Linked DNA regions of Homo sapiens: all the other regions are linked to region 2. A link is an interaction called in ENCODE POLR2A ChIA-PET data of the cell type or tissue named here. Cell type or tissue: Caco-2. All regions are shown on one strand. Each heading gives the region's core, and the rest is flanking DNA. Links, peaks and the distances in the headings are about the cores only.

The links. ChIA-PET counts read pairs that join two places held together with the same protein. Peaks named below come from ENCODE experiments on the same cell type or tissue, not always from the same donor. Only the 100,000 strongest peaks of a DNase experiment are listed, where the experiment ranks them.
Region 1: POLR2A ChIA-PET joins it to region 2 with 5 read pairs; 12 of 35 experiments call an interaction of 5 or more read pairs at or near these places.
Region 3: POLR2A ChIA-PET joins it to region 2 with 8 read pairs; 2 of 35 experiments call an interaction of 5 or more read pairs at or near these places.

What each region holds. Positions count from the first base shown.
Region 1 is chr20:32,766,500-32,774,897 of GRCh38, forward strand. All of the region lies in intron 1 of DNMT3B (DNA methyltransferase 3 beta), which reads left to right. Among named protein-coding and RNA genes, the nearest start is that of DNMT3B, 8.3 kb to the left of the region's middle. RefSeq lists enhancers at 1-134, 962-1,563, 1,564-2,165, 3,740-4,241, 7,211-7,917. In Caco-2, for the core only: no CTCF peak of the experiment used is centred there; no DNase peak of the experiment used is centred there.
Region 2 is chr20:32,711,296-32,715,295 of GRCh38, forward strand. All of the region lies in intron 3 of COMMD7 (COMM domain containing 7), which reads right to left. Among named protein-coding and RNA genes, the nearest start is that of COMMD7, 30 kb to the right of the region's middle. RefSeq lists a silencer at 92-386. In Caco-2, for the core only: no CTCF peak of the experiment used is centred there; a DNase peak (open chromatin) is centred at 1,526.
Region 3 is chr20:32,624,709-32,633,106 of GRCh38, forward strand. It overlaps C20orf203 (chromosome 20 open reading frame 203), which reads right to left. Exons shown (of 6, transcript NM_182584.4): 6 at 6,917-8,398. Among named protein-coding and RNA genes, the nearest start is that of NOL4L-DT, 41 kb to the left of the region's middle. RefSeq lists a silencer at 2,615-2,684. In Caco-2, for the core only: no CTCF peak of the experiment used is centred there; DNase peaks (open chromatin) are centred at 3,143, 3,690, 4,353 and 4,644.

The DNA of each region.
Region 1 (8,398 bases), core at 2,644-6,643, 58 kb after region 2:
CACATGGCCTCTAGGTCACTTTTCACTCAGATTTTTTCATTCATTCAAACAAAATAGCATAGGTATGACCTCTGCTCTAGTTTATTTTTTATTTACTTATTTATTTATATTTTGAGACAGTCTCGCTCTGTTGCCCAGGTTGGAGCGCAGTGGCGGTTGCTCACTGCAACCTCTGCCTCCCAGGTTCAAGCAATTCTCATGCCTCAACTTCCCGAGTAGCTGAGACTACAGGCATGCACCACCATGCCTGGCCAATTTTTGTTTTGTAAAGATGGGGTTTCACCTCATTGCCCAAGCTAGTCTCCTGGGCTCAAGCAATCTATCCTCCTCATCCTCTCAAAGTGCTGGGATTATAGACATGAGCCAACACACCCAAATTCAATTTTTTTTTAATTATTTTTATTTTTTGAGATGGAGTTTCGCTCTTGTCGCCCAGGTTGGAGTGCAATGGCGTGGTCTCGGCTCACTGCAACCTTTGCTTCCCGAGTTCAAGTGATTCTCCTGCGTCAGCCTCCTGAGTACCTGGGACTACGGGCGTGGTGGTGCATGCCCGGCTAATTCTGTATTTTTTTAGTAGAGATGGGGTTTCTCCATGTTGGTCAGGCTGGTCTCGAACTCCCAACCTCAGGTGATCTGCCCACCTCAGCCTCCCTCCCAAAGTGCTGGGATTATAGGCGTGAGCCACCGTGCCTGGCCCAAATTCAATTTTTAATGGGGTCCTTGTCTTGTTTTATGGGTACAACATCATTTATCTGCCTGAGAATATTGTAGGGTTTAGTGTTCCCTCGTGTTCCCGCCAATATTAAGGGATACTCAATTTTCCAGTACCTTGCCCTGTAGGTCTGGCTACAGGGCCAGGAGACTGGTGAGGTCTCAGTCTGGTATCTGTTCCTCCACTTGTCCCAGTCTGTAAGCTCTTGTGTGTGTTTTTTTTTTAATTATTTCTTTTGAGACAAGTCTCGCATTGTCACCCAGGCTGGAGTGCAGTGGTGCGATCATAGCTCACTGCAGCCTTGAACTCCTGGGCTCATTCCAGTATCCTCCCACTTCAGTCTCCAAAGTAGCTGGGACCTTAGTCACGTGCCACCACGCCCATCTAATTTTTAAAATTGTTTGTAGAAACATTAAAGTCTCACTATGTTGCCCCAGCTGGTCTCAAACTCCTCGGCTCAAGCAATCCTGCCTCAGTCTCCGAAAGTGCTGGGACTACAGGTGTGAGCCTGTGCGCCCAGCTGTCTCATGTTCTTGTCCAGAGCCTCAGCCTGCATGTCTGAAGAAGAGTGGTTGTCTCCAGAGCAGCAGGCTGAGGGAGGGGACTTGGGAGTCAAGGGTCTAACTCTTCCTTTGGAAGAAGGCCTCTCTCTTAGTAGGCTTTTCTGGATTCCAGCAGCATTTATGTCCTGTTGTATGTGTGTGTTCTGGGGCCAGAGCTGGGGCTGGAACCCAGGCTGCCACTGGGCCCCAGCTCCTGCAGAAGTGCTGATGCCTTTGTAGGGCGTTTGCTGCAGCCAGAACAGTGATGGGCCCTGGCAGCATGGCAACATGGCTCACTCTGTTGCTTAGGCTGGAGTGCAGTGGTGCGATCACAGCTTACTGCAGCCTTGAACTCCTGGGTCAAGTGATCCTCTCACCTCAGTCACCTCCTGAGTAGCTAGGACTACAGGTGAGAGCCACCAGGCTTGGCTAATTTTAATTTTTTTTTTTTTTTTTTTGGAGATGGAGTTTCACTCTTGTCGCCCAGGCTGGAGTGCAATGGCGGGATCTCGGCTCACCACAACCCCCGCTTCCCGGGTTCAAGCAATTCTGACTCAGCCTCCCGAGTAGCTGGGATTACAGGCATGCACCACCATTCCCGACTAATTTTGTATTTTTAGTAGAGATGGTGTTTCTCCATGTTGGTCAGGCTGGTCTCGAATTCCCCACCTCAGGTGATCCACCCGCCTCGGCCTACCAAAGTGCTAGGATTACAGGCATGAGCCTCTGTGCCTGGCTAATTTTAAAATTTTTTATAGAGATAGGCTCTCGGTATGTTGCCCAGGCTGGTCTCAAATTCCTAGGCTCAAGTGTAATCCCAAAGTGCTGGGATTACAGGTGTGAGCCACCATGCCTGGTCCCTTGCCTGCCTTTGATTCCTAATTACTATCATGGTTCCTGAAGCCTAGTAGAACTCATCTGAATGGATACAGGAGGCTCTGGAGATGGGAATGGGGAGGCACTAACTAGGGTCCCACTGAGCCAGCTACAGGCCCCCGCTCTTTTGTGAAAAGATGGTTGTGATGAAGACTTAAGTGTTCATTATATTCCAGGCAAGCCATTTTCTCTGACTCTGGGAGTTGTTTGGCACCATGGGTAAGGAAGCCCTACCCCGACAATGGCACTGGAGGAAGAGCCTCAAGCTTAGGCACTGGCTTTCCCAAGTCCTTGGGTGAATTTGCAAACCTCACCTGTGTCCTCATGTTGCCCTAGGATGTTACATGCTGAGCTGTAAGCAGGATGCTGAATTAGGGGAATTGCTCAGTACTAAATATGATTGTTACTACAACCACAAAACTAGCAAGGAGTAGAACTGCATTAAAACACTGTTGCAAATTTTTTTATTTTTTGAGACGGAGTCTTGCTCTGTCGCCCAGGCTGGAGTGCAGTGGCGAGATCTCGGCTCACTGCAAGCTCTGCCTTCCGGGTTCACGCCATTCTCCTGCCTCAGCCTCCCTAGTAGTAGCTGGGACTACAGGCGCCCGCCACCTTGCCCGGCTAATTTTTTGTATTTTTAGTAGAGACGGGGTTTCACCATGTTCGCCAGGATGGTCTTGATCTCCTGACCTCGTGATCTGCCCGCCTCGGCCTCCCAAAGTACTGGGATTACAGGCGTGAGCCACCATGCCGGGCCCACTGTTGCAAATTTCTTTCCAAAACCTCTGCCAGCACATGGCTGAACCCACAGAACTGGCAGGACACACAAGATGCGCTGGGTTAAGATGCTTTGGTGCTCTCTGTGGGTTCAGCTGACTGTTTTACAGGCCTGCTTCTTGACCGTTGGGGTGGGCAGATCTGAGCCCCCACTAGGTAATTGTGGACAGTTTTTGAAAAGTGGTTTTTATGTGAGATCATGGGCTTCTTTTAAAGCCATTTGTATATATGCAGTTCCCTTATCTGCAGGCCTTAATTTTGACATTTCTGTTTTCCTTCTCGAGATTTGTTTTCTGTCCCTGCAGTACTGCTTTTTCCAGAATGTCATATAAATGGAATCATACATTATTATTATTTTTGAGACAGCATCTCACTCTGTTGCCCAGGCTGGAGTGCAGTGGCACGATTTGGCACATTGCAACTTCCGCCTCCTGAATTCAAGCAGGAACCATACATTATATAGCCCTTCGAGTCTGGGTTCTTTTACTTATTGTGAGATATTTGAGATTTATTTGTGTTATGACACGTACTAGCAGTTATTTCTTACTTTTTAAAAAATTTTTTAAGACAGGTCTCTGGAGTTCAGTACTACAATCACAGCTCACTGTAGCCTCAACTCCAATGCTCCAGCAGTCCTCCCACTGCAGCCCCCACTGCCCAGTAGCTTCGACTACAGGCACTTGTGCACCACTATGCTCAGTTAATTTAAAAAAAAATTATTTTTGAGACAGGGTCTTGCTCTGTCACTCAGGCTAGAGTGCAATGGCATGATCTCAGCTCACTGCAACCTCCACCTCCTGGGTTCAAACGATTCTTCTGCATCAGCCTCCTGAGTAGCTGGAATTACAGGTGCCCGCCACCTCATCAGGCTAGTTTTTGTAATTTTTTTTTTTTTCTGAGGCAGAGTTTTTCACTCTTGTTGCCTAGGCTGGAATGCAATGGTGTGATCTCAGCTCACCGCAACCTCTGCCTCCCAGGTTCAAGCGATTCTCCTGCCTCAGCCTCCCAAGTAGCTGGGATTACAGGCATGTGCCACCACCACCAGCTAATTTTTGTTGGTTTGTTTGTTGTTGTTGTTTTAGTAGAGATGGGGTTTCTCCATGTTGATCAGGCTGGTCTCGAACTCCCGACCTCAGGTGAGCCGCCCACCTTGGCCTCCCAAAGTGCTGGAATTATAGGCTTGAGCCACCATGCTCCGCCTTACTTTTTTTTTTTTTTTCCTTTTGAGACAGAGTTTCGCTCTTTGCCCAGGCTGGAGTGCAATGGCATGATCTTGGTTCACCACAACCTCCGCCTCCCGGGTTCAAGTGATTCTCTTGCCTCAGCCTCCTGAGTAGCTGGGATTACAGGCATGTGCCACCATGCCCGGCTAATTTTGTATTTTTAGTGGAAACGGGGTTTCTCCGTGTTGGTCAGGCTGGTCTTGAACCCCTGACCTCGGGTGATCTGCCTGCCTCAGCCTCCCAAAGTGCTGGGATTACAGGCATGAGCCACCATGCCCGGCCTAAATTTTTTTTTTGTAATGTTGGGGTCTCACTTTGTTGCCCAGGCTGATCTTGAACTCCTGGGCTCAAGCAATCCTCCTGCCTAGGCCTCCCACATTGCTGGGGTTACAGGCATGAGCCACTGTCCCTGGCATCTTTTTTTTTGCTGTGAATATAACATTTCTAGCTTTTCTTTGTGTTGTGATTTTTACCTTTTCAATACATAGTGTGCAAGGACATATTTTCTGGTTACGATAGAAATAATTTATTTGAAAGTCTATCCATGTTGAAACAACTAAAAATGCTGTGCCTTTATCTGTTGGTAGAAGAACTAAGCTCCCTTAAAGAAATCTAGAGAGCAGAAGAGAACAGGAAATGAGAGACCACAAACTAAAGGGAGAAAATGAACTTTTCAATAAGGCTTGCAGGCTTGCTCTAGCAGTTGTAGTGATTAAAAGTAGTGGCAATGGCTGGGTGCAGTGGCTCACACCTGTAATCCCAGCACTTTGGGAGGCTGAGGTGGGCGGATCGCCTGAGGTCAGGAGTTCGAGACCAGCCTGGCCAGCATACTGAAACCCTATCTCTACTAAAAATACAAAAATTAGCCGGGCGTGGTGGCATGTGCCTGTAATCCCAAGGAAGCTGAGGCAGGAGAATCACTTGAACCCAGGAGGTGGAGGGGTTACAGTGACCCGAGATCATGCCATTGCACTCCAGCCTGGGCAACAGAGCAAGACCGCATCTCAAAAAAAAAAAAAAAAAAGGAGTGGTAAAGGATAAATACCAAACAAAAGTGAGCCTCAAAACATATTACATATATATGGGAAGTTCAAATAAGAGATAGAGTTGGGATGTATTCATAGGTGTCTGGCTTTACTTACGGGGAAAAATATTAGGTCCCTATCTCATACCATATACAAATAATCAAATAATTATGTTGATTAAACCTGAGTGGCCTAATTCAAATAAATGTTTCTCAGACAGGCGAGTTATGTTTTCCGATTGTAAAAGTTACATGGGCTTAAGGTAGTTACCCCCCAAACCTTCCTTCTGAGTATGAATTTTTATAGTTAGAGAAGAAATGCTGCAGAGAAATGGCTTAAACATCAATAATTGATGTTGCATTATGCAGGTTTCTTGTTTTCACTTTACATAACTTTGTCTAACAATAAGTACTGCACTCTTTGCCCCCTATTGTGGAAGCAGGTAATTTAGTCAACCAGTCCTCTTGACCGTGATTTGATTGCAGTGTTTGCTATGACAAATGGGACTGCAGCAACCCCCTTGCACAGAGGCCTTGGCGAGAGCTTTGAACTGGGTGGTTTCTGAGCAGTAGAATCCTGTGTAACAGGATATAGACATTAGGCATTTTAGATGACACAGTGAAGATTACTATCCCAAAGACTGAACCAGTATCCCTGCTGTGTAGGTATTTAGGCTTAAGATGACTAAATACTGTGTAGATAGGTAGACTTGAGATTTAAGGCGTTCTTAGTTGAAGCCACAGGTGCAGCCTGCTGTGAGGGAGGGGCCAAGGTTGAGGGGGTCTCTTTCCAGAATATTGACCTCCTTTGCCCCCTTGGGAGGGGACAGGGCTGTTGGCTCTGATTTTGCCAAGGGGTAGGTGGCCACAGGAATTGGGCATAGCAGTGCCTAGGATTCTGCTCCAATGCTGCCCCTCATTCTCTGAGTTACCATTGACCACTCCTTGGGGCTGCCACACCCTTCAAGGGGTTCTCAAAGTGGATATAGGGGAAGGGGCTGGGTGTTTGTGATTTCTGTATAAAGGGCAAAAAGTTTAGACTCTAAAGTTACTGTCATATCTTTTCAGATCTTTATGGTCCTAGTTTTTTTTTTCCTGTTACTTATCTAAAAGGTAATGACATTATTTTATTCCAGTGCGTTGACAAACATCTGAGTATATTTTGGTGTCATGCACAGTCTGCAGATAGCCACTTGTCTGGTTTTTCCCTGTTTGGACACATTTTTTTTTTTTTTTTTTGAGATGGAGTTTCGCTCTTGTTGCCCAGGCTAGAGTGCAATGGCACGATCCCGAGTAGCTGGGATTACAGGCATGTGCCACCACCCCGGCTAATTTTGTATTTTTAGTAGAGAGCGGGGTTTCTCCATGTTGGTCAGGCTGGTCTTGAACTCCCGACCTCATGTAATCCGCCCTCCTCGGCCTCCCAAAGTGCTGGGATCACAGACGTGAGCCACTGTGCCTGGCTTTTTTTTTTTTTGAGAGGGAGCCTGAGCCTGTACTGTTGCCCAGGCTGGAGTGCAGTGGCTCACTGCGACGTCCACCTCCCGGGTTCAAGCGATTCTCCTGCCTCAGCCTCCTGAGTAGCTGGGACTATAGGTGTGTGCCACCACGCCTAGTTTATTTTTTGTATGGACACACTCTTCTGATAATTCTGCTTACTATGCCAAGGGCCCAGCTTCTACTGTAGGATGACAGTGGTACATGTACTCATGACCTAGAGGCACTGAGCAATTCCCCAAACGCATTCTGAATTGTGGAGGGTGATGGGGTGGATACTTCTTGATTGGCCCTGTGGTGTGGTGCTGTGGTGGGTAGCCAGATGGCACATGAGAATAAGTGACTTCAGGTATCATGACTGTGTCATCTATGTAGGGGTCCTTGGTACCAACTTCCCAGTGAATTGGGTGGGTTACTTTATTTCACAGATTATAAAACTGGGGTTTGAGAGAAATATTGGGCTTTTTTTTTTTTTTTTTATAACAGGGTCTTGTGCTGTCACTGGGCCTAGAGTGCAGTGGCATGACGATAGCTTTACTGCAGCCTCAACTTCCGAGGCTTAGGTGATCATTCCCCATCAGCCTCCGAGGAGGTGGGACTACAGGCGAGTAGCTAGGACTACAGGGGCAGGCCGACACATTCAGCTAATTTTAAGAAATATTTTAATAGAGAAGAGGTTTTGCTGTGTTGCCCAGGCTGGCGTTGAACTCCTGAGCCCAAGCTCAAGCCTTGGCCTCCTAAAGTGGTGGTATTAACAGGCATGAGCCACTGCGCCCGGCAGTGGTTTTTTTTTTTTTTTTTTTTTTTTTTACGCTTTCCTGTAAATCTGATGTTTTCTGGAATTTAGGGTAAGTTCCTTATCAGACAGAGCAAAAGCACAGTACTGGGACCTTGTGTTCTGTCATGTGTTCTGCTGCCGCCGCCAGTGTGGACAGCCTGAGTCTGGCCCCCTTTCCTTTGGATGTGCTGTCCCTGCTGCCTGGATCCTTCCCGCTCTCTACTTCACCTAGGTGTGGTGTCCCTCCCTGGGCTTACTTACTGCATTGTTTTATGGTGTCTTTTTTTTCTTTTTTTTTTGAGACGGAGTCTCGCTCTGTCACCTAGGCTGGAGTGCAGTGGTGCTATCTCCGCTCACTGCAAGCTCTGCCTCCCAGGTTCACACCATTCTCCTGCCTCAGCCTCCGGAGTAGCTGGGACTACAGGTGCTCACCACCATGCCCGGCTAATTTTTTGTGTTTTTAGTAGAGACGGGGTTTCATCATGTTAGCCAGGATGGTCTCGAGCTCCTGACCTCGTGATCTGCCCACGTCGGCCTCCCAAAGTGCTGGGATTACAGACCTGAGCCACCGCGCCTGGCCTTTTTTTTTTTTTTTTTTTTTTAGATTCAAGAAGTACATGTGCTTGTTTGTTGCATGGGTTTATTACTTACTGGTGGGGATTGGGCTTCTGGTGTATCCATTACCGAAAGAGTGAACGTTGTACCTGATAGGTGATTTTTCAACCCTTGCTCCTTCCCATCCTCCCGTCTTTTTGGGGTCTCCCATGTCTTGTCTTGTCTTGTCTTGTCTTTTTTCTTTTCTATTTTGAGATGGAGTCTCCCCCTTGTCGCCCAGGCTGGAGTACAGTGGCACGATCTCAACCTCACTGCAACCCCCGCCTCCCGGGTTCAAGTGATTATCCTGCCCAGCCTCCTGAGTAGCTGGGATTACATGCGCCCACCACCACGACCGGCTAATTTTTTTTTGTA
Region 2 (4,000 bases), core at 1-4,000:
CTGAGGTAGGAGAATCGCTTAAACCTGGGAGGCAGAGGTTGCAGTGAGCCGAGATCACACCACTGCACTCCAGCCTGGACGACGGAGTGAGACTCTGTCTAAAAAAAAAAAATGTTACTTAAAAAAAAAAAAAAAAGGAAACAGTTAAAGGAACAAGGCCACAACAGTCAGCAACTGACAGAGCCAAGTGGCTTATAGGCCAGAGGGTCCCCACACCAAGTTCTTTCTACACCAGGTCATTCTCAGACGCTATCTTGGTGCTGCGGTATCAGGCAATGCCTTGACAGTTGCTGACAATGAAGTCAACAAAGCTGCAGGGATGGAAGAGCAAGCTCTCCATCCTGAAGTTACCTCTGGAGGGCAGAGGCCAGACTTGAAACATGGATTGGCATCATGCTAGGCCTCAAGCTCTTAACTTCTTTTTCAGCTTTTTCCTGTGGTGATTCCTTTGTCCTAAGCAAATGCCAGCCACAAGACAGACCTGCAACATTTGACCTTATGTCAGACAGAATGAAAATTGTGTGGGGCCTCTTGGAGGGTGGGGTGGGGGGAGGGATAGCATTAGGAAAAATAGTTATTCCATGCTGGGCTTAATACTTAGGTGATGGGCTGGGCGTGGTGGCTCGTGCCTGTAATCCCAGCACTTTCGGAGGCCGAGGCGGGTGGATCACAAGGTCAAGAGATCGAGACTGAGGGCTGGGCACGATGGCTCATGCCTGTAATCCCAGCACTTTGGGAGTCCGAGGTGGGCAGATCATGAGGTCAGGAGTTCGAGACCAGCCTGACCAACATGATGAAACCCCATCTCTACTAAAAATACAAAAATTAGCCGGGCGTGGTGGCAGGCGCCTGTAATCCCAGCTACTCAGGAGGCTGAGACAGGAGAATTGCTTGCACCCGGGAGGCAGAGGTTGCAGTGAGCCGAGATCGTGCCATTGCACTCCAGCCTGGGCCACAGAGCAAGACTCCGTCTCAAAAAAAAAAAAAAAAAAAAAAAAAGAGAGAGATCGAGACCATCCTGGACAATGTAGTGAAACTCCGTATCTACTAAAAAGTATAAAAATTAGCTGGGCATGGTGGCATGCATCTGTAGTCCCAGCTACTTAGGAGGCTGAGGCAGGAGAATTGCTTGAACCCAGGAGGCAGAGGTTGAAGTGAGCCAAGATCGCGCCACTGCACTCTAGCCTGGTGACAGAGCAAGATTCCGTCTCAAATTAAAAAAAAAAAAACCTAGGTGATGGGTTGACAGGTGCAGCAAACCACCATGGCATACTATGTAACAAATCTGCACACCCTGCACATGTACCCCAGACCTTTAAAAAAAAAAAAAAGAAAATTGTGTAAACTCCAACAGCTGCAGTCAGCAGAACATGACACGTGGGGAAATTTAAGAACATCCTTCTTCAAACACAGATAACTTTGAGATGGTCCCTTTTTTTTTTTTGACACGGAGACTTTTTTTTTTTTTTTTTTCGAGACAGAGTCTCACTCTGTCCCCCAGACTGGAATGCAGTGGTGCAATCTTGGCTCACTGCAACCTCTGCCTCCCAGGTTCAAGTGATTCTCCTGCCTCACCCTCCCAAGCAGCTGGGACTATAGGCACGCACCACCATGCCCGGCTAATTTTTTGTATTTTTAGTAGAGACCAGGATGGTCTCGATCTCCTGACCTCGTGATCCGCCTGCCTTGGCTTCCCAAAGTGCTGGGATTACAGGCGTGAGCCACTGTGCCCGTCCTCTTTCTTTTTTAATTTCTTTTTTTTTTTTTTTTGAGACAGAGTTTCACTTTTGTTGCCCAGGCTGGAGCACAATGGTGCAATCTCAGCTCACTGCAACCTCCGCCTCCCAGGTGCAAGAGATTCTCCTGTCTCAGCCTCCCAAGTAGCTGGGATTACAGGCATGTGCCACCATGCCTGGCTATTTTTTTTTGTATTTAGTAGAGATGGGCTTTCACCACGTTAGTCAGGCTGGTTGTGAACTCCTGACCTCAGGTGATCCACCCGCCTCGGCTTCCTAAAGTGCTGGGACTACAGGCGTGCGCCAATGCGCCTGGCAACAGGCACCAATTTTCACCAGAACTGCTGCCTTAGCCAAACCCTCAAAGCTGTCAAACAATATGAAGGACAAAACAAAGGGAAGTGAGGGTGACGACTTCAGTTTTGCCAAGACGGTTGGAAAAACAGCAAACATTGTTCTTATTCAGTGTACAAATGGGAGCCCAAGGAATGGACACAGGCTTGGTGAAAACTCCTGGAAGCAGATGGGAGAGGATGGAGAGCTGCTTTCATCCAGTCAGTACTGACCCTGAAGGCTGACCAGCTGAAGCCACCCTGTGAGGCTCACAGAGAACAGAGGTCCGTAGTCACACACGCACATTTACTGAGCACTGCCATGTGCCTGCACTGTGCTAGATGCTGGGAAACATCAATGAACTGAACAGACAACAATCTCTGCCCTTATGAGGCTTCCATTCTACTGGCAGGAGAAAGACCACAGCAATAACGTAAAACATAAGCCATACAGGGTATAAGAAGGGGGAGGCTGGGCATGGTGGCTCACGCCTGTAATCTTAGCACTTTGGGAGGCCGAGGCAGGTGGATCTCAAGGTCAGGAGTTCAAGACCAGCCTGGCCAACATGGTGAAACCCCATCTCTACTAAAATACAAAAATTAGCTGAGCGTGGTGGTGAGCGCCTGTAATCGCAGCTACTTGGGAGGCTGAGGCAGGAGAATCGCTTGAACCCAGGAGGTGGAGGCTGCAGTGAGCCGAGATCGTGCCACTGCACTCCAGCCTGGGCAATAGAGTGTGACTCTGTCTTAAAAACAAAAACAAAAAAACCCCCAAAAAAGAAGGGGGAAAGTGCCATGGAGAAAAATAGTAGGGTGGTGCATGAGGCTGGCGGTCCTGGGGAATTTAGTTCAATGTTTGATTAAATGCCACTTATGACTACATTTCATTGCTGATTATTCTTTTTTGTGTGTATGTTGCTAAAAAGAACTCGTTGGGGAGTGGGGAAGGGGAGTTACCTCCTTTTCATAAAAAAATAAAATAAAATAAAAATCAGTTACGGATCACCCACAGGGGCCAGATATCTTGCTAAGTATTAAAATAAAAATAGGGCCGGGCACGGTGGTTGTAATCCCAGCACTTTGGGAGGCCGAGGCAAGCGGATCACCTGAGGTCAGGAGTTCGAGACCAGCCTGGCCAATATGGTGAAACCCCGTCTCTACTAATAATACAAAAAATTAAGGCCAGGCACGGTGGCTCATACCTGTAGTCCCAGCACCTTGGGAGGCTGAGATGGGCAGATCACGAGGGCAGGAGTTCGAGGCCAGCCTGGCCAATACGGTGAAACCTCGTCTCTACTAAAAATACAAAAATTAGCCGGGCACGGTGGTGCATGGCTGTAGTCCCAGCTACTCAGGCGGCTAAGGTAGAATAATCGCTTGAACCTGGGAGGTGGAGGTTGTAGTGAGCCGAGATCGTACCACTGCACTCCAGCCTGGGCAACAGAGTGAGACTCCATCTCAAACAACAACAACAACAACAACAACAACAACAAAAATTAGCCAGGTGTAGTGCGCATGCCTGTAATCCCAGCTACTCAGGAGGTTGAGAGGCAGGAGAATCGCTTGAACCCAGGAGGCAGTGGTTGCAGTGAGCCGAGACTGCACCACTGCACTCCAGCCTGGGCAACGGAGTGGGACTCTGTCTCAAAAAAATAAAAATAAAAATAAATAAATAAATAAATAAATAAATGAAATAAAAATAGGTGACCAAGCAGGGTGGCTGAGCCTGGGGAGATCGAGGCTGCAGTAAGCAGAGATTGTGCCACTGCACTCCAGCCTGGGCAACACAGCCAGACCTAGTCTCAAAAAATAATAATAATAATAATAAAAAAACAGGCAGCCAGGCTAGGTGGCTCATGCCTATATCCCAGCACTCTGGGAGGCTGAGGCAGGTGGACTGCTTGAACTCAGGAGTTCAAGACCAGCCTAGGA
Region 3 (8,398 bases), core at 2,644-6,643, 84 kb before region 2:
CAGAGTCTTTGTCTCAAACACAGGCCAGACCTCCTGCCCTTACTCAAAACCCTACCATGGGCCTCTGGTGGCCCCAGGATTAGGTCTTGACACCCTAGTCTGGCCTTCAGGATCCTTCCTGTTCCAGCTTGGCCTGTCTCTCCAACCCACCCCTTACCACCCCCTGGGTCATTAAGAGCATAGGCTTTGTAGTTGCTGTGTGACCTTGGGCAAGTTACTTAACTTATCTGAACCTTGATTTCTCATCCATGAAAGTGAAATAGGTCTCTGCCACAAGGGGAGCAGGGTTTCAATTGTGCGATTCCAATAATCTCATGTGTGTAGCACTGGACTAGGATATACAGTGGGTGCTCAATAAATGTAGCTATCCTTATTTGTCACTACCCCATGAAACGACTAAAAATCTCCCACAGCATACTCTGCGGAGCCTATGCAGATGCTGCGTCCTCTGCCTCGGCAGCCTAGTGAACTCCTATTAATCCTTCAACACCCCTCTCAGGCAATGCCCTGACTGGCCTGGTGTCAGCTGTCCTTTCTCAGAACCCTCCTCCATATTGGCCAGATTGCTGCACTAGAATTCTTCCCTTTACTTGTCAGTCTTCCACCATATGACTGTGGGTTCCTAGGGGCAGTGGCTATAAATGACAAAACTGAGCCAGCCAGGGAGGGCTGGGGTGATGAGGGAAGGGGTATGAGACAGGAAGGAGGGAAAGGTGGAGGGAGAGAGGCTCTGTGGTTGGCCAAGGCAGAATAAAGCTTTCATTCAATCATTTGTTCATTCACCCATTCATTCAACACATGCATACTGACCTACTCTATTTAAAGCCCCTTGCTAGCTTTCCCCAGCTTCTAGAATCACTCCAAAATCTCTCGGCCAGGTGCAGTCAAGTATTTTGGGAGGTCGAGGTGGGAGGATCGCTTGAGTCCGGGAGTTCGAGACCAGCCTGAGCAACATGGCAAAACCCCATTTCAAAAAAAAATACAAAAATTAGCCAGGTGTGGTGGCGCACACCTGTAGTCCCAGCTATCTGAGAGGCTGAGGCGGGAGGATCACTTGAGCCCAGAAAGTTGAGGTTGCAGTGAGCCGAGATCGTGCCACTGCACTGCAGCCTAAGTGACAGAGGAAGACTGTCTCAAAAACAACCCTGTCCTCCATGGGTGGCCCTCGAAGCCCCAGGAACCCAGTCCTCCCCAGTGGACCGCTCCACCCTCAGTCTCCCTGTCCCTTTCTGTCCCTCCCTGTGCTCCAGGACTCTGGCTCCCCTTTGGTTCCTCAAGCAAGACCACCTTCTAGAACGCCCTTCTTCTGACCTTTCCAGGACGACCCCCAGGACAGGCCCCTATCACTCTGTATAAACAGGGTCTCACCCCCACAGCGCGGGTTCCGCCTCAGTCCTGTGTCTCCTACCTCATTCTCACCCAGCCCACGCCCAGACGCACTTGTGGGATCAGGGGATTAACACCCACCTTCTCAGTAGGCTGCGAGCTTCCCACTTCCCAGCATGCCTGTGGTGACTAGCGCCCACCCGGAGCGCCCCAGGAGACCAGAGCCAAAAGGGACCTTGGTGAGCATCGAGGTCCGCCCCCACGTGTTGTAACAACAATAATAAAAAATAATATTTCCAACAACAACAGCAGCAGCTAACACTGCCCACGTGCCAGGCGTTTCGCCTTCCGTGCAGTTTCCTCGAATCCACGCAACAACCCCATACAGAGAGCTCCAGTTCCATCCCCATCTTACAGAGGAGAAAACTGAAGCTGGGCAAGGCTGGCCAGGCCCCTGGGTTGCAGGCCCTGCACTCTTCGGTCACCACTAGGCTGTGCTGCCAGATGACCATGGTGGCAACACTGGACGGGGTTGGGGCTCCACAGACTTGAGCTCTGTGATCCCAAACAAGTCCTAGACCTTTCTGGCCTCAGTCTCCCCATCTGGAAAATGGAGCTAACCACAGTCTCTTCATCAGACTGAATGTTCACAGGAGGGAGGGACTGTCAGGGCTTCCAAGTACAGAGAGAGGGGACGGGTACCATGAGGGCAGGATTATGGGGGTCCCCAGGGCCTCCCCCACAGGTAAAGCCCCACCCAAAGCCAGTTCTGCCCAAGGCCTGCTCCAAGAGGACCCCTGCAAGGCAGGGTGAGTGGAGTCCTCCCTGGGGAGTGCCCAGTGCCCACACACTCCCTTCTAGAGAAAGAAGACAGCACTGTGCACAATGAGACCAGGGGACCCGGGGTGTGTGGGGGCCACCAGGTGGGGCACAGCACACCCTCCACTGAACCCTGAGCCATGGGGACCCTGAGCGCTCCCAGCCCTCCTGACACCTGCTTCCCCTTGCCACATGGGCCCTGGCAGTGGGAATGGGGCGTCTGCCGGAGCCTCTCCTGGGCTGTGCCAACCTCCCTATGCCCAGACAAAGCCCCCCTCCCCCGGCCTCCGGGGAAGGGGTGGGCCAGTGAGGGAGCTGACAAAGGGAGCCAGTGGGGCTGTGCCTGGGGCTCGTGCCACCCCACTCCCCGACCTGCCCACAGTGCCCACATCCCCCTCCTGCCACTTGGCCGGCTGGGGCGCCCGGCACCGTTGCTATGGCGGCAGCTCTGGGGAAGCTGCAGCTGGGTAATTATTGCGAACATCCATCCTGCCTCCAGCCCGCCCCAAGAGCCGGGCAGCGAGCAGCGGGGCCAGGGCAGCCCCTCCTCACCCGCCGGGCAGCCGCACCCTGGCCTGGCACGATGCCTGCCCGAGGTACAGTGGGGAGGACAGCCATGCAGGCTGCTGCAGCAGACAGGAGCCAGCCCAGGGGCTGGCCAGGAAACCCCCACTTTCGCCCTGGCCCCCCAGCCCTGGGCCACCCTTGGAGCTGACCGGCCGGCCCAGAACTTATTTTTTCCAGCTATAATACACACACCAAACCAGCCAGAGAACCTCCTTTGTTCAAACAGAATCCTTCCTCTGCCGTTTTGGGGGCAGTGGAAGCCAAAGCAGCCAGAATGGGCTCTGGCCTGTCACCTAGGGACGGTCCCCTCGATGAGGCGGTTCCCCTGGGGCCCCACTGTGGGCCCCGCCACCTCCTCAGCCTCAGAAGCTCGCCTTGGCCCTGGTGTCTAAATATAGCTCTGCCGGGCCAAGCCTGAGGTCTCACACTCCCAACTGCCCCGGGTGGCCGGGGGAGGAGATTCATTCAGGCCTCGAGAGAGCATTTCAGGAGCCACTTAGGGCTGAGCTCAGGGCCCCCACTGTGACGCAGGTGTGCCTCTGCCTGTGGGGCTTGCGGACCCCCTCAGGAGACACACAGATATGATTTTGAGTAGCTAACTCGATCGAGAAAACACAGACCAGGACTCCCCTCGCCCAGCCTGGAAGCAGGATGCGTCAGGGCGGGAGGGAAAGGAAGGGGTCTAGGCTGGGGAGGGGAGGCACCAAGGGGAGAGAGAGGAAGTGTGGTCTGGCGCTGGAACAGATTTGTGTGGTAGAATGTGGGGTGCGCCCCAGCAGGACATGGGCTAGGGAGCAGTGGCCGGGGGTCAGCAGGGTGCAGAGCACAGGGATGCCGTCTCTTCTCCTTTTGGCTCCACTGCCCCTCAGGGCCCTGCACAGGCTGGCACTCGGCAGGAGATACCGCTCAGATGTTATTTTCCAAAGAATCCCGAGGCCGGGCACGCTGACTCACGCCTGTAATCCCAACACTTTGGGAGGCCGAGGCGGGTGGATCGCTTGAGGTCAGTTCGAGACCAGCCTGGCCAACATGGCAAAACCCCATCTCTACTAAAATACAAAATTAGTTGGGCGTGGCAGTATGTGCCTGTAATCCCAGCTACTCGGGAGGCTGAGGCAGGAGAATCGCTTGAACACGGGAGAGTCTCCCGGTGAGCTGGGATCACACCACTACACTCCAGCCTGGGCAACAGAGCAAGACTCCATCTCAAACACACACACACACACACACACACACACACACACACACACACACACACACACACAGAGAGAATCCTGGTGGCCAGAGTGGAAGTGGAGGCAGCACAAAGGAGGGGGACAAGGTGGCGGGAGCAGCAAGGGGCCACGGGCGAGGCAAGGGTCCCCTGGAGCTGCAGGTGAGAGAGGAAAATGAAGGAGAATCCACAGGACATGGGGGATGAGAGCAAGGGAAGGATTCAGGCTGCCTGTGCCCCTCCCCAGACCTTGGTCATCGAGCCGCTGACCAGGGCCCTGCTTGGGGGACAGACACTCTAAAATAAAAGGGTAAATATCTGTTGAAAGAGAGCCCGGCCCCTGCTCACCACCAGACATTAGGGCCTCGGGGAGAAGGCCTTCTGCTCAGCTAGTGCGGGTGGAGGGAGAGCAGCCTGGTCCCTGGCACAGCCTTCTGGGTAGGGACTGTCTCAGCCTCAATGGCCTTTGGACCTCCCACTTTCAGTCCCAGCAATAAATCTTCCCAACAGCACACGGTTTTCTACCTGAAAAGCTCTTTCCATCCAGCATCCTCTGCTAGCTTCAAACAGCCCTGGCACTGGGCCAGGCAGGGAGGCACAGCCATTGCAGAGGTGAGGAAACTGAGGCTCAGAGAAGTGAGGCTCAGAGATCTGCCCAGGCATGGAAAGGGGAGGGACCATGACTAAGCACCCACTAAGTTACAGGGGCCTTTGCAAACATCACCTGGGGCTGCAGCTAGAAGGCGGAGAGTAGAACTTGAAGTCAGGAGTAGAACTTGAACTTCCGACTGATTCCCTGGTCCTGGGCTCCCCTGTCCTCCTGAGACAGAGGCTAATAGGAGCCAAGACGGGGCCATTCCTTTTAGCACCATGTTTTCTGAGAATATAAGCTGGAGAGGGTGGGGCAGGAGGTCTGAGACAAACAAAACTGCACTTTGGAATTATCCAGTCTGACTGCAACCACCTCTATCTTACAGATGGGGAAACTGAGGCTCTGGCCTGGCCCAGGCCCAAAGAACCCACTGTTTCCCAGATCTTGGAGTAGCTGAGACTGGGTAAGTAAGTCCCACTGATCCCAGAGCTCTTTTTGGATCCAGCTGTCCACACAGCATCTGGGGTTTTAATTGGGTATTTTGGGGAAGGATTCTGAATGCAAATTTGGAAGAGAGCTCTGGGCCAGCCCTGCAGCTAATGTCAGCCATGGGAACTCACAGGCCACTGGGTTAGAGTGATGTGGATCAGGTGTGATGCAGAGGAGCATGTGAGAACCAGCACCAGCCACTGGTAGGACTCGCATTAGTGCAAGTGACCACAATGGTGGGTGCCAGGCACCATAAGGGAGAAGATGGTGGTGGGGCCTTCAAAGAGTGCCTGGAGCGTGGCGAAGCTTCCGGGCGGCGTGGCGAGGCTTCCGGACGTCGCACTACGACTGTTATTGTCCTTGTCCCTCTGCACCAGATCTCCATCCTGGCTGTTTTTCACAGCGTCCCCAGAAAGACTCTGTGAGGGAAGGTCTATTATTATCTCCATTTTCAGGTCGGGGGGCATTTAGATGGGAGAGAAATTTGGGGACTGGGGGAGTTCTTCCCCTTCTCCCTGAAATTGCCCCAGGCCGGGGACCCTGTCTCCCACCCACCAACAGGGCAAGCCAAGATGGTTGAAAAGTTCTCCTTGGCCCAGCTTTAAAAGCCAACCCAACAGAGTGATTGGAAGTCCAAGAGTAAGGAGAGCTTAGTTTGGACTTCCCAGAAGGCAAGTTTTTATATAATACCGATCACAAATTTGGTACCCGTCCTCTTCAGTAGTGCCAGGGGTTCAGCTGGGTACCTATCTTGGAGAAACTGCTGGAGTGCACAGTGAGGCCTGTTCAGGGCTGTGTGTGGGAGTGAAATAATGGAAATGTCCATTTATAGGCCAGAGGGCAAATAAAGGATGGACCAGCTCACACACAGAACACTGCACAGCACGGAGGAGGAGGCAGGTCTGTATGCACTGACTCAGAAATGTCCATGACACGTTGTTCAGTGAAAAAGAAGGCATTGGCCGGGCGCGGTGGCTCACGCCTGTAATCCCAGCACTTTGGGAGGCCGAGACGGGCAGATCACTTGAGCCCAGGAGTTTGAGGCCAGCCTGGACAACACGGTGAGACCCCCCATCTCTACAAAAAAAAAAAAATACAAAAATTAGCCAGGCCTGGTGGTGTGTGCCTGTAGTCCCAGCTACCTGGAGGCTGTGGTAAAAAGATTACTTGGGCCTGGGAAAGCAAGGGTGCAGTGAGCCGAGATCACACCACTGCACTCCAGCCTGGGGAACAGAGTGAGACCCTGTTTGAAAAAAAGAAAAGAGGAAAGGAAGGAAGGAAGGGAGGAAGGAAGGGAGGAAGGGAGGGAGGGGAAAAAAAAATAGCCCGGGTGCGGTGGCTCACACCTGTAATCCCAGCACTTTGGGAGGCCAAGGCAGAAGGATCATTTGAGCTCAGGAGTTCATGACCAGCCTGGCCAACATGGTGAAACCCCGCCTCTACTAAAAATACAAAAATTAGCTGGGTGTGGTGGTGTGCACCTGTAATCCCAGCGACTTGGGAGGCTGAGGCATGAGAATCGCTTGAACCTGGGAGGCAGGGGTTGCAGTGAGCCAAGATTGAGCCACTGCACTCCAGCCTGGGCAACAGAATGAGTCTCTATCTAAAAAAAAAAAAAAAAAAAAAAAAAGAAAAAAAGAAAAAGAAAAAGAAAGCATCTTGCAGAACAAAACATACAGAATGTTACTACTCACGTGAGACGCATACCTAAACACAATATGCACATCTAAACAGATATAAATATAGATAGTCTAGGTATAGGTGTTGGTACAGGCACGACACAGGCATAGGTAGTGGCATAGGTATAGTTACAGATATTGGTATAGGTATTGGTATAGGCATGGCATAGGTATAGGTATATACACTGACCAGCTGACAACAATGGTTTAAACAGAATGGGGCTCAGGAGGTAAAGAGGAATTACATGGCCTTTTATTCACTACATTTTATTAATGTTTGAGATTTTACAATGAGAATATTTTCCTGAAATATTCGTCTGATGCTAAAAATTAAAGAAGAAAAGCAGCTGGCCACATGGCTGGGAGCCTGAAGCAGGGCTCAGTCTGGGCGCTCATAAGAGGCAGGGTCTGTGGGGGTCAGGCCTGTTTGGTAGTCTCAAGCTACATCTGGAGACTCTTCCTAAATCCACTGTGGCTCCCTCTCCCCAAGGCCAGAGCCAGAGAGAGCTGGTTTCCACAGCAGCAGTAGCATACGCAGGTCCCTGCAATCTGGAGGTATGTGACACCGGGACATTTACCCTGTGCGGTGGGCCCACCTCTGCCACCTCTGCTCCTTGAGGCAGGGCAGGACTTCAGAATTGGCCAGAGGGCGACCTGAGACATGCAGGCAGAGAAGGGAGCCAGTGACCTCTAGGACCCCCAGGGCTTAGGCAGGATGCCGCGTGGAACCCAGAGCAGTCTCCCCAGCCTGGGCTTGCATTTGAGCCTCACAAATACCGCACTGGGGGAGGCAACAGCCCGTCTGTGCCCCTGCACTCCCAGCAGTCAGCAAGGTCAGGAGTGGGAGAGGGGAGAAGGCCTTTCATGGAGCACTCCTTAGATGCTGGGCCCTGAGCTAGACACATTTCCTACTCCCTAACTTTGGCCTTTAAATCTCGTTCAGTGAGTTCTTTTTGACACATGGAAGCTTGGGAAGTTTTTCGGCCAGCTACTGAAAACAAAGGGGTAAAATAATTCAAACAAAGCAAAGGGATGTACAGTGAAAAACAAGTCTTTTCTCCTCAGCCCCCAGTCCCCGCCCGGGAGAACCCATGTGCGCACTGGAGCACATGCACGTGTGTTCCTGCCCCCTCCTTGGTACTAACAGAAGCGCTCCCCACAAAGTGCGCTGTATCTGGCCTTTTTCACAAAAAAAACATGTATCTCAGAGCTTCTTCCACAGCAGTACACGGGACCGCCTCGTTCTTTTTCATGCCTAGAATTCCATGGCATGCAAAAGTCTTTAGTATTCATGTAACCAGATCTAGAATTCTGGCTCCATGGTTTTCTGCCTTTTCCATAGGCTTATTTCTGTTCTGCACAACAGCCCTGGGAGGCAGGTGGTCCCTGTGTTAGAGATGAGGAAACCAGGGTGACGGGATTAGTCTGTTCTCACGCTGCTGTGAAGAAATGCCCGAGACTGGGGTAATTTATAAAGAAAAGAGGTTTAATTGACTCACAGTTCTGCGTGGCTGGGGAGGCCTCAGGAAACTTACAATCATGGTGGAAGGCAGCTCTTCACAGGGCGGCAGGAGGGAGAGTGATACTGAGCAAAGGGGGAAGCTGCTTATAAAACCATCAGATCTCGTGAGAACTCACTCACTATCATGAGAACAGCATGGGGGAAACTGCCACCATTATTCAATTATCTCTACTTGGTCCTGCTCTTGACAC